3 separate regions of the Homo sapiens genome follow, and regions 1 and 2 are each linked to region 3. A link is an interaction called in ENCODE POLR2A ChIA-PET data of the cell type or tissue named here. Cell type or tissue: GM12878. All regions are shown on one strand.

Region 1 (4,000 bases), 65 kb before region 3:
GCACCTGTAGTCCCAGCTACTCGGGAGGCTAAGGCAGGAGAATCACTTGAACCTGGGAGGCAGAGGTTGCAGTGAGCCGAGATTGCGCCACTGCCCTCTAGCCTGGGCAACAGAGTGAGACTCCATCTTAAAAAAAAAAAGAAAAAGAAAAAGAAAAAGGATCCTAGATAGTTATGCCTCTTTCCATGCTCACGTGGGTAAGGTGTTTTTCAACATGACTGACTCGCTAGAGGGAGGCCTTTCAAACAACAGAGACCTCCATTTCCAGCCCAAATTCCTATCCTAAAACGTACAGTCGCCGAGCATGGTGGCTCACGCGTGTAATCCCAGCACTCTGGAAGGCCAAGGCAGGCAGATCACCTGAGGTCAGGAGTTCAAGACCAGCCTGGCTAACATGGTGAAACCCCGTCTCTACTAAAAATACAAAAAACTAGCTGGGCGTGGTGGCACATGCCTGTAATCCCAGCTACTCGGGAGGCTGAGGCAGGAGAATCACTTGAACTGGAGAGGTGGAAGTTGCAGTAAGCCGAGATCATGCCACCGCACTCTAGCCTGGGCAACAAGAGCAAACTCCATGTCAAAAAAAAAAAAAAAAAAATCAAACCATGCCTTTTATTACTGGAAAAAATATCACTTCCCATAGTCCCTCTTACTTGTTCCCTTATATATTATCATTTCCTACTGGCTAACTTCACTGATTTATTAACTTTCATATATATTTTTTGTTTTATTATTTTTTTGAGATAGGGTCTCACTCTGTCACCCAGGCTGGAGTGAAGTGGCACGATCTGAGCTCACTGCAACCTCTGCCTCCCAGGTTCAAGTGATTCTCCCACCTCAGCCTCCCAAGTAGCTGGCGCACATCACTATGCCCAGCTAATTTTTTTTTTTTTTGAGATGGGAGTCTCGCTCTGTGCCCCAGACTGGAGTGCAGTGGCATGATCAAATTTTTGTATTTTTGGTAGAAACAGGGTTTCACCATGTTAGCCAGGCTGGTCTCAAACTCCCGACCTCAAGTAATCCACCGTGCCCAGCCTAACTTTCTTATATTTTTAACCTCCACTCAGCTCTAAATTCACCAAGGAAAAGAGCCCAAAGAAATGGATTCCTTGACTTTGGCTGCATGGTTGACATTTAAATTAAATAGTTGCTCCCTTGCACAACATTTTGACAGACTATAAGCCTAAGGTCTGTTGCAGAACAAAATGAATCAATGGAGGCTGCAAAAGTTTATTTACATTACTATTTTTCCCAATCAGAATAAATTTGATTCAATAAAACAACTCATTCTCTTTCCAAATTGTCTTAAAATACAATAGCAAGCCAACATAAAGAGACTCATACTGCTGTAATAGCCAATGTCAAGCAATTTCCACCATTCAACTGTTACACCCTCCACAAAAACATCAAACCCCATACCTTTGAGGGCATGTTTGCTAACTTGGCCCTAGCCACAGATGCCAAGGAGAACACACATGGGTGAGCTCAGATGCAATTCCTCTGTAATTACATGCCCAACACCAATTTGCATAGCCCTTCTTTTTCACTTCCATGATTAGGTAATAAAATCATCACTCATATTCCCCCAAGGATATAGAGGCATTTTGAAACTCTGAGTTTTTCTTGTTTTCATGCCAAAAGAAGCCCTACAAACTTTTCACACGTAAGCATACTAACTCAATGAATGTAATTTTCATGAAACTGTTTAAAAGAAGTCCTTCTCACCCTTCACATTTGTGTTACACCTTCTCAGCTTCCCCAACGTGACTGAATGAATGTACTGGAATCTGAACTCCCTGGAGGCAGGACCATTGGCCTAGGCATCTTTGTCTTCTTAGTACTAGGCATTCAAATGAGTGTAAGGTTTATTGACATGTCTACTCAGAACACCTTTGTGCTGAGCTCGCAAGGGTTTTTTTTTTTTTTTTAAAGATAGGGTTCTGCTCTGTCGCCCAGGCTAGAGTGCAGTGGCACAATTATAGTTCACTGCAGCCTTGAACTCCTAGGCTCAAGTGATCCTCCTGTCCCAATGTTCCAAAGTGCTGGGAATACAGGTATAAGTCACTGTGCCCAGTAGTTATTTTATAATAGAAATTACATCATTAGGCCAGGCGTGGTGGCTCACGCCTGTAATCCCAGCAATTTGGGAGTCCGAGGTGGGTGGATCACCTGAGGACGGGAGCTCAAGACCAGCCTAGCCAACATGGCGAAACCCTGTCTCTACTAAAAACACCAAAAATTAGTCAGGCGTGGTGGCAGGCGCCTGTAATCCCAGCTACCTGGGACATGTAAAAAAAATTACATCATTAGTATATCCAGAAAATGGTAGATCCTACCTTTATATGTTACTAGATGTTGTCAAAATATTTTATTGGTCAGAATTAATACAAATCTCTGGTTTATGGAATTTTGTACCTTTTAAGGTATATATACTGGCCTGAGAGTCTGCTGCCAGAGAGGAAACTATTTATTTGGCCCAGTAGTATCTTTTTCTTCCGAAAAACTACTATACTAGGCCAGGCGTGATGGCTCACACCTGTAATCCCAGCACTTTGGGAGGCTGAGGTGGGTGGATCATGAGGTCAGGAGTTCAAGACCAGCCTGACCAACATGGGGAAACCCCGTCTCTACTAAAAATACAAAAATTAGCTGGGCGTGCAGGCGCATGCCTGTAATCCCAGCTACTCAGGAGGCTGAGGCAGGAGAATTGCTTGAACCTGGGAGGCGGAGGTTGCAGTGAGCTGAGATCGCACCACTGTACTCCAGCCTGGGCAACAGAGCGAGACTCTGTCTCAAAATACAAAAAAAATTTTAAAAACTAAAAAAAAAACTATGCTACATATAACTAAACACAAATCAGTTTCTAAAGTCTGAATGCCTTACCCTTCTGAGGTATAAATTAAGGTTAAGATTTTGAGACTGGAAGATGTGGCCACTGTTTCTAGCTTTAATGCTGTGAAACCTAGCATAAGTCACACAGAGTAAGAAACAAAAACCTCCCTAAGTAATGAAAGTTCCCCACTTACTTCAGGAAGATTTTGTAAAGATAGTAGATATCAAGAAACTACTCTGAATTCATTGGAGAAAATCCGTAACCTAGAAAGAATCAACTCAAAAGAATTTCAACATGGGAATGAAACTGCTATGCATTTAAAAGCCATTGCCAGATTTGAGGGCAATATTTGATTAGTTTTTTGCCTTTGGTTTCTATTCAACTAGACATCTGACAATCCTCTTGTGGTAAACACATCTTTATTAAAGTTGGAATACACTTCATTTACCTAAAAGGAAGCTGAACATTTAAAATGCAATCAAACGTATTTGTCACAAATTCAAAAGGTTAAAAAATGTAATTGGCCAGGCACAGTGGCTCACGCCTGTAATCCCAGCACTTTGGGAGGCCAAGGCGGAGGAATCACAAGGTCAGGAGTTTGAGACCAGCCTGGCCAACATGGTGAAACCCCATCTCTACTAAAAATACAAAAAATTAGCTGGGCGTGGTGGTGGGCACCTGTAATCCCAGCTACTCGGGAGGCTGAGGCCAGAGAATCGCTTGAACCTGGGAGGCAGAGGTTGCAGTAAGCCAAGATCGTGCCACTGTACTCCAGCCCAGGTGACAGTGCGAGACTCCGTCTCAAAAACAAACAAACAAACAAAAAAAGTAATTAAGGGAACTTCTTACCGATAGATAATAAAATAAAGGACTGAGACCTAACTAAAGAATAAGGGACAGGGCCGGGCGCAGTGGCTCACGCCTGTAATCCCAGCACTTTGGGAGGCTGAGGTGCGCGGATCTTTTGAGGTCAGGAGTTCGAGACCAGCCTGGCCAATATGGTGAGACCCCTACTAAAAACAAAAATTAGCCAGGCGTGGTGGTGTGCACCTGTAATCCCAGCTACTTAGGAGGCTGAGGCAGGAGAATCCCTTGAACCCAGGAGGCGGAGATTGCAGTGAGCCGAGATCGTACCACTGCACTCCAAGGTGGGTGAGGTGACAAAGC
Region 2 (4,000 bases), 290 kb before region 3:
TTACAACTTTGCAGGGGCTTCCGCTTTGTGTCATGATGGGATCTGTAATTTGAACCAACACTCCTTCTGAGGACAACTAAATTCCCTTGATCCAATTTCTTAAAAATCATCTTCCGGCTGGGCTCACTGGCTCACACCTGTAATGCCAACATTTTAGGAAGCTGAGGCGGGAGGATCGTTTGAGGCCAGGAGTTCAAGACCAGCCTCGGCAACACAGTGAGAACCCCATCTCTACAAAAAGAAGTTTTCGTGTGTGTGTCTGCTTTTTTTTTTTCTTTTTTTTGCTTGTTGTTGTTTTAATTAACAAGGCAGTAAGAATCCCTTATCAGCCAGGCTAGGTGGCTCACACCTGTAATCCCAGCACTCTGGGAAGCCAAGGTGGGCAGATCACCTGAGCCCAGGAGTTCGAAACCAGCCTGGCCAACATACGGAGACCTCCATCTCTACAAAAAATACAAAAATTACCCGGGCATGGTGGCATGCACCTGTAGTCCCAGCTACTCTGGAGCTTGAGGGAGGGAGGATCATCTGAGCTCAGGTGGCTACAGTGATTGTGCCACTGCACTCTAGCCTGGATGACAGAGTGAGACCCTGTCTTAAAAAAAAGAAAAGAAAAAAGAAAGAATCCGTTATCAAAAATCTAGGAGAGGAGAAGGTAAGAATCCAGAGAAGAAAGCCCAGTGCAGAAAGCCACATTTTCCCTGAGGGCATTTGCCAATCTGGAAGAAACAGCTTTGAAACTGAGCTGTAGCTTTGATGGCCTCACGGGGGCTGAGAGGGGCAGGATAAAAGGCAAGCCCAGCCTTCTGTCTGAGGTGAGGAGTCTGATACCCCACAATACCTTTGAGACATCCTCAGAACAAGGATGAACCAGATGAAAACCAAATCTTGAGTGATTCAAGAAATGCAAGCCTTGAGACCGGGCACAATGACTCACGCCTGTAATCCCAGCACTTTGGGAGGCCAAGGTGGGAGTATCACTTGAGCCCAGGAAGTCGAGACCAGCCTGGGCAACATGGTGAAACCCCATCTCTGCAAAAAATTAAAAAATTAGCCAGGCCTAGTGGCATGTGCCTGCAGTCCTAGCTATTTGGGAGGCTGAGGTGGGAGGATCACTTGAGCCGGGGAGGTCAAGGCTGCAGTGAATTATGATGGTGTCACTGCAGTGCACTTGAGCAAGACCCTGTCTCAAAAAAAAAAAAGAAAAAAGAAAAGAATTATTAGATGAAAGCCTTGAACTTGAATTAAAGTGGCCTTGGATTCGTGGTAGTGTCCCTAAGTGCTTGGTAGAAGCAAACAAAAAACTTGTCTGAAGGGACAATTTGGGTGTCATCATCCTAGGCCTCAAATTATTCTCACAAATAATTTTCAAATACAATGAGCAGGTCAGTCAGAAATAACCAAGCAGGCTGGGCATGGTGGCTCACACCTGTAATCCCAAAGCTTTGGGAGGCTGAGGCAGGCGGATCACCTAAGGTCAGGAGTTTGAGACCAGCCTGGCCAACATGGTGAAACCCCATCTCTACTGAAAATACAAAAATCAGCCAGCGCCTGTAGTCCCAGCTACTTGGGAGGCTAAGGCAGAGAATTGCTTGAACCAGGGAGGCAGAGGTTTCAGTGAGCTGAGATCACACTACTGCACTCCAGTCTGGGTGACAGAGTGAGACTCGGTCTCAAAAAAAAAAAAAAAATTCAATGGGGAGGTGGTTTTCAAGAAATTATATTGGGAAAACTGGATTTTTGGAAAACTGGATTTTTTTTTGAGACGGAGTCTCGCTCTTTCACCCAGGCTGGAGTGCAATGGCACGATCTCGGCTCACTGCAACCTCTGCCTCCCGGGTTCAAGCGACTCTCCTGCCTCAGCCTCCTGAGTAGCTGGGATTACAGGCACACACCACCACACCTGGCTAATTTTTTTGTATTTTTAGTAGAGACAGGGTTTCATCATGTTGGCCAGCCAGACTGTTCTCAAACTCCTGACCTCAGGTAATCAGCCTGCCTCGCCCTTCCAAAGAGCTGGGATTACAGGAATGAGCCACCGCGCCTGGCCAGACTGTCTTTAAAAAGAGGAGAGGAGAAGGGAGAGGAGGAGAGGGGAGGAGGGGAAGAGAAGCAAAGGGCAAAGTGTGGGGGATGGGGCACGGAGCTTCCATGCCCTCCCTGGGTGCGCCCCCCTCCAGTAACCTCCACCTGTTCATCTGTCTGGAAGCTCTCCAGGTCTGGTCCTTTGGGTTTTTGTGGAGGCTTCGTTACGTAGGTATGATTTATTAAAACATTTGCCATCGATGAGCAATTTAACCTTCAGTCCCTCTCTCCTTCCCAGAGGTTGGGAGATCGGGCTGAAAGAACTAACCCCTTAATCATGGCTTGGTCTTTCTGGTGACCAGCCTTAGCCTAAAGCTACTGAGGAGCAGCTAGCCATTAGTCCACTTATTAAAATACACAAAGATCTCACTTTGGGGATCCTAAGCGTTTTAGGAGATGTGTGGTAGGAAATGGAGTTGGAGACCAAATACATGACATATAAATAAAAGCAAAGAAAAAATACATGAATTGCACTTCATCAAAATACAAATACATGTTTCACAGTATCATAGACTTAATGTTTGTGTCCCCCCTGCCAAATTCATAGGGTGAAATCCTAACTCCCAATATGATTGTGTTAGGAGATGAGGCCTTTGGGAGATGATTAGGTCATGAGGATGGAGCCCTCAGGAATGGGATTAGTGCCCTTAGAAGAAGATACACAGGAGCTTGCTCTCTCTGTCTCTCTTCCCTTTTTCTTTTATTTTCTTATTTATTTATTTATTTTGAGACAGGGTCTTGCTCTGTCACTCAGACTGCAGCACTGTGGCACGATCACAGCTCACTGCAGCCTCAACCTCCAAGGCTCAAGAGATCCTCCTACCTTAGCCTCCAGAATAGCTGGGACTACAGGCACATGCTAATATGCCCAGCTAATTTTTTATTTTTTGTAGAGATGGAGTTTTACCATGTTGGCCAGACTGGTCTTTAACTCCTGGGCTCAAGTGATCCTCCCGCCTCAGCCTCCCAAAGTGCTAGGATTACAGGTGTGAGCCACTGTGTCCAGCCTGCTCTCTGCTCTTCCTGCTGTCTGTCCTATTCTCTGCTGTCTGTCTTGTGAAGATACAGCAGGAAGTCATCTATGAAGCAGGCAGAGAGCCCTCCCCAGAACCTGACCATGCTGCACCTTGATCTCAGACTTCGTGAGGAATAGATTTCTGTTTAAGCCACCCAGTCTATGGTATTTTTGTTATAGTAGCCTGAACTAAGACAATATCATTAGCAATTAGGGAAATATAAATCAAAACCACAGTGAGACACTCCTTCACACACACCAAGATGGCTACAACCAAAGACAGACAATAACAAGCACTGTTGAGGATGCAGAGAAATTGGAACCCTTACATTGCTGCTGGGAATATAAAATGGTGCAGTCACTTTGGAAAACAGTTTGGCAGTTCCTCAAAAACCTAAACAAGGCCGGGCACAGTGGCTCAAGCCTGTAATCCCAGCACTTTGGGAGGCCGAGGTGGGCGGATCACGAGGTCAGGAGATTGAGACAATCCTGGTTAACATGGTGAAACCCTGTCTCTACTAAAAATACAAAAATTTAGCCAGGCGTGGTGGTGGGCTCCTGTAGTCCCAGCTACTCGGGATGCTGAGGCAGGAGAATTGCGTGAACCCAGGAGGCAGAGCTTGCAGTGAGCTGAGATCGTGTCACTGCACTCCAGCCTGGGTGACAGAGCGAGACTCCCTCTCAAAAAAAAAAAAACCTGAACGAGGCCAGGCACAGTGACTCACACCTGTAATCCCAGCACTTTGGGAGGCCAAGAGGGGTGGATCACCTGAGGTCAGGAGTTTGAGACCAGCCTGGCCAACATGGTGAAACCCCAACTCTCCTAAAACTACAAAAATTAACTGAATGTGGTGGCGTGCACCTGTAGTCCCAGCTACTCAGGAAGCTGAAGTGGGAGAA
Region 3 (4,000 bases):
TTCTCAGAGAGAGGGATGCTGTGATGGAGTAGGACAGTACAGTCTTTTGGCTTGTATACTGAGGCACAGAGTGGGGAGGCCTGCTGTCCTTGGGGAGTGGGTAGCAGCAGATCAGGCACCAGAAAGGGTGAGACACCCCCTCTGACCCTTGTAGTGTAACAGGTGTGAGTTTGTTCACTTTGTCTCTTGTGAGCTTGGCTAGTTCGAATCAGTCCCCCAGGGCATCATCACCCCAGGCTGTTGTGTAAACATTCGTACCTGAGAAGGTACAACTGTAATGGTGCTTATACTTGCTGTGCTTTACACTAAGACCCAGAATAGCCTATTTCTTCCTCTCCTCTGCCTTTCTCACCTTTCTTTTTTCCTTGTCATCGACCTCTTAACGTTACAGGAGTAAACCTACCACTGTAATCTGCTTCACCTTACAGACACATCCCTATCTTTTGTCACCTTTGTTCCTTTTGTAGCTTGTGACAGTAACAAACTGGGTTGTTTGAGGTGACCCCTTCCCTGCTCTCCTCCTTGGGAATGATCTTATCCGCATTGTACTCCTAGGTCCCATACCCTAACTTTTCAGCCAGAGGCACATTTATAGCAAGGTTAAGGGCATCAGCAGCCAGTGAAGCTGAGCTTCCTCCTCTGGTGAGTTAAAATTGCAAATGTTGACATCTGATCCCATTCACCTTGTGGTTGTGGCTCTCCTTTACCTCCCATAAAGGACCAGCCCTGTCGAGAACCACCTTCCTCCCCACTGTGCTTCTTCATGATTTCCTGCCTCCGCTCTTTCCTTCTGGCTTTGCTTGTTCTCTGAGACCGAGAAGCTTGTGTCCCATTTCTGTAGATGTGTAGCCTCATAGGACAAGTGATGTCAAGGTTTGGCAACAGTAGATCTTTTGCTTAGGATTTGGACCCGGAACACAGAATGTCACCTTCTGTGGGCTGCTTGGTGCTACTTGGCTGAAGAGCCTTTCCAGGAGCAGGAGCCATAGGAGATCACTTTCCTGGCCACCGCCCTGTGTGGTATGCTTGTGCCCTAGCACTTGCCTTGTGCCCACTCACAGCAGTCACAGCGATGGTTTTCTTTGACTAGCGATGGAGGTCAGGCCTCTAACACAGGAGCCTAGACCTTGGGCAGGACTCTGCATCCTTGTCTAAAGAGAGGGTTCCCTTAGGTAGTACGATTCCTTATTTCAGGCCTGCATCTAGATGCTTCCCCACACAAGTTCTGAGGCCTGTTTAATTCCATTGGGCTATTGCATCTCTGGGGGAGATGCACATTTTCCTTGTAATACACCCTGTAGGAAAGTTTTGACTTGGTCCAGCTTTTCAGAGCATGAGTCTGAGAGCAGATTGATTGCAAGGCCTTGTCTGAGAAGAGAATAGACTGACTCATGATACCTGGACAGACTCCAGAGGGAGATGCGATGCCCTCTCCAGCTGCTGGCAGAGCATTCCTTCTCCTGCTTGGGCGCCTCTGAGCATGCTGGCGTCCAGCTGGCCATCTAAAGATGACCAGGATCCACTTTCCACCAAAGCTGCTTGGGTTTCCATCCCATTCTGTAATCTTATGGAAGAATCCCTCTCCAGCTCTGATAAAGCTCTTCTGCCTTTCACAGTGGAGTTGGATGAGAGTTGTAGTTCTTGGCATGCCAGGGAGCAGTGTGGAATTGGGGGAGATGACCAATATCTAATGGTTTATACTGGCATTTCCAGGGGATTTGAGCAATTGTCGGGGGAGGGTGGTATGTCAGCATAGGGGCCTCAAAAGGCGAATTCTAGGGCTGTCTCTGTGGTTTACTACCTTGTGACCTTGGGTAAGTTCCCTAACCCTCATCTGACAGAAGGATAAAAGCTACTTTGTCTGCCAAACAGGGCTGGTGTGAGCAGAAAATGAATGTCTGGGGAAGAATGTTGACAGCCATAATACATTATATCGATATAAGGTATTATTTTAAAAGCTATTAGTATTATATTACATGCCAAGTATGTTAATCATGTTCTAGTTTGGGGACAGAGGCGCATTTACTCAGACATGGCCTACGATGTCCTCTTGAAGCGCTTTTCTTCCACCCAGGCTCCTTGTGCTGGAACTGGGCAGATGGTCCATCTTCCTTAAACCCTAGAGGAAGAAGGAAGCAGTTTGCTTTCCTCAGAGGAGACCTGGATGGGACTTCTCAAATTCACTCTAATGTGTGAGGCCCATTTCTCTCTCTGTCTTATTTGGCTCTCGCAGCGATATGAAAGTGAAAGTTCACATAGTGAAGTTGGAAAATTCAGTGCATTGCCATAAAAATACTGATTTGGTTTCTTCTGCGCTAGATCTGGCCCTGTCTGCCAAAGCTTGTTGGCCGTCATTAGGCAGGGCAAGTGCTCTTTGGTGCCCTGCAGCCCCTTCACTTCCCCAGGTATGCTCCGTGCGAGTGGAGTTTGGCTGCTTGCCTGGTCTATGAAGGCATTTGGTCTCAACCCTCAAAGGCTTCTAAATTCTACAGCTGTCAAGGCTCTGTTTATGATGGAGAAACTCGAATAGGCAGTCTTGTATTTAGAGTGGAGCGAAATGATACAGTATGAAACTTTAAAACAAGAAGTTACTTGTGAGAAGCCCTTAAAAGGTAATAGGCAATAGACTAATATGAGCTGTAGTACTTACTCAGGTAATAACACTGGTATTAATAGAATTAATACAATTCCATCAATACAGTCATTTTCAGGACAGAGTACGTAGTGGACATAGATTCTGTGTGAGTGTCTGTGTTTGTCAGTTCACAGAAAACATCCAGGTCGTTCTCTTATTATTGGTGTACCTTTTCCATTCAGTCATTCAGCATTCTTTGGCACCAACTGTGTTCCAAGCTGGAGCGAGAGGTTTCCATTTTAGTGCCTTTCTGGCCCCTCCAGAGATTTGATGGTGCCTCAGAATACAATAAATTACATATATATATATATTTTGAGACAGAGTCATGCTCTATTGCCCAGGCAGGAGTGCAGTGGCATAATCTCGGCTCACTGCAACCTCCGTCTCCCAGGTTCAAGAGATTCTCCTGCCTCAGCCTCCTGAGTAGCTGGGATACCACGCCCAGCTAATTTTTGTATTTTTAGTAGAGACGGGGTTTCACCTTGTTGACCAGGCTGGTCTTGAACTCCTGACCTCAAGTGATTCACCCACCTCGGCCTCCCAAAGTCAAAGTGCTAGGATTGTAGGCGTGAGCTACCATGCCCAGCCAAATATATAAATATATTTTAAACACAAGTTAGTACCAATCAGGATAGGTGTCAGTGTTAGACTAGATTTAAATCTAGTTTCATATGGTTAATCTAGTTCATACTGTTTACAAGAGATGCAAATAAGGACATGGAAAGGTGAGAAAAACTATGTTCTAGGAAATACTGACCAAAAGAAAGCTGGCCAACTTTATTAATATGAAACAATACATTATAAGGCAAAAAAGATCACATCATAATGATACACTGTTTAACTTACTAGAAAGAATAAGTCTTTTTTTTTTTTTTTTTTTTTTTTTGAGACAGAGTCTTGCCCTGTCGCCCAGGCTGGAGTGCAGTGGTGTGATCTCCACTCACTGCAGCCTCCCTAGTAGCTGGGATTACATGTGCGCACCACCACGCCTGGATAATTGTTGAATTTTTAAATAGAAACAGGTTTTCACCCTGTTGCCAAACTGGTCACAAACTCCTGACCCCAAGTGATCCGCCTGCCTCAGCCTCCCAAAATGTTGGGATTACAGGCATAAGCCACTGTCACTGTGCCTGGCCAATAATTCTTAATTCTTTACCTGGTCAGTAGATCAAATGAGTCAGTAAGAATTTACAAGATTAGAACAATATAGCTAACCAGCTTGAACTTTGAACTGCACCCATCAACTGGAGAATAGTTATTTCCTTTTTTTTTTTTTTTTTTTTTGAGACAGAGTCTCGCTCTGTCGCCCAGGCTGGAGTGCAGTGGCACGATCTCAGCTCACTGCAAGCTCCACCTCCCAGGTTC

Evidence for each region. ChIA-PET counts read pairs that join two places held together with the same protein. Peaks named below come from ENCODE experiments on the same cell type or tissue, not always from the same donor. Only the 100,000 strongest peaks of a DNase experiment are listed, where the experiment ranks them.
Region 1: POLR2A ChIA-PET joins it to region 3 with 5 read pairs; 5 of 35 experiments call an interaction of 5 or more read pairs at or near these places.
Region 2: POLR2A ChIA-PET joins it to region 3 with 6 read pairs; 2 of 35 experiments call an interaction of 5 or more read pairs at or near these places.

The regions. Positions count from the first base shown.
Region 1 is chr1:16,319,782-16,323,781 of GRCh38, forward strand. All of the region lies in intron 1 of FBXO42 (F-box protein 42), which reads right to left. Among named protein-coding and RNA genes, the nearest start is that of FBXO42, 31 kb to the right of the region's middle. In GM12878, no CTCF peak of the experiment used is centred here; DNase peaks (open chromatin) are centred at 1,520 and 1,740; H3K4me3 peaks cover 331 bases; H3K27ac peaks cover 352 bases.
Region 2 is chr1:16,096,917-16,100,916 of GRCh38, forward strand. No RefSeq gene overlaps it. Among named protein-coding and RNA genes, the nearest start is that of FAM131C, 25 kb to the left of the region's middle. In GM12878, no CTCF peak of the experiment used is centred here; no DNase peak of the experiment used is centred here; H3K27me3 peaks cover 67 bases.
Region 3 is chr1:16,385,183-16,389,182 of GRCh38, forward strand. The region is part of intron 1 of SZRD1 (SUZ RNA binding domain containing 1); the gene reads left to right. Among named protein-coding and RNA genes, the nearest start is that of SZRD1, 20 kb to the left of the region's middle. RefSeq lists enhancers at 399-899, 900-1,400. In GM12878, no CTCF peak of the experiment used is centred here; a DNase peak (open chromatin) is centred at 2,299; H3K4me3 peaks cover 2,086 bases; H3K27ac peaks cover 3,102 bases.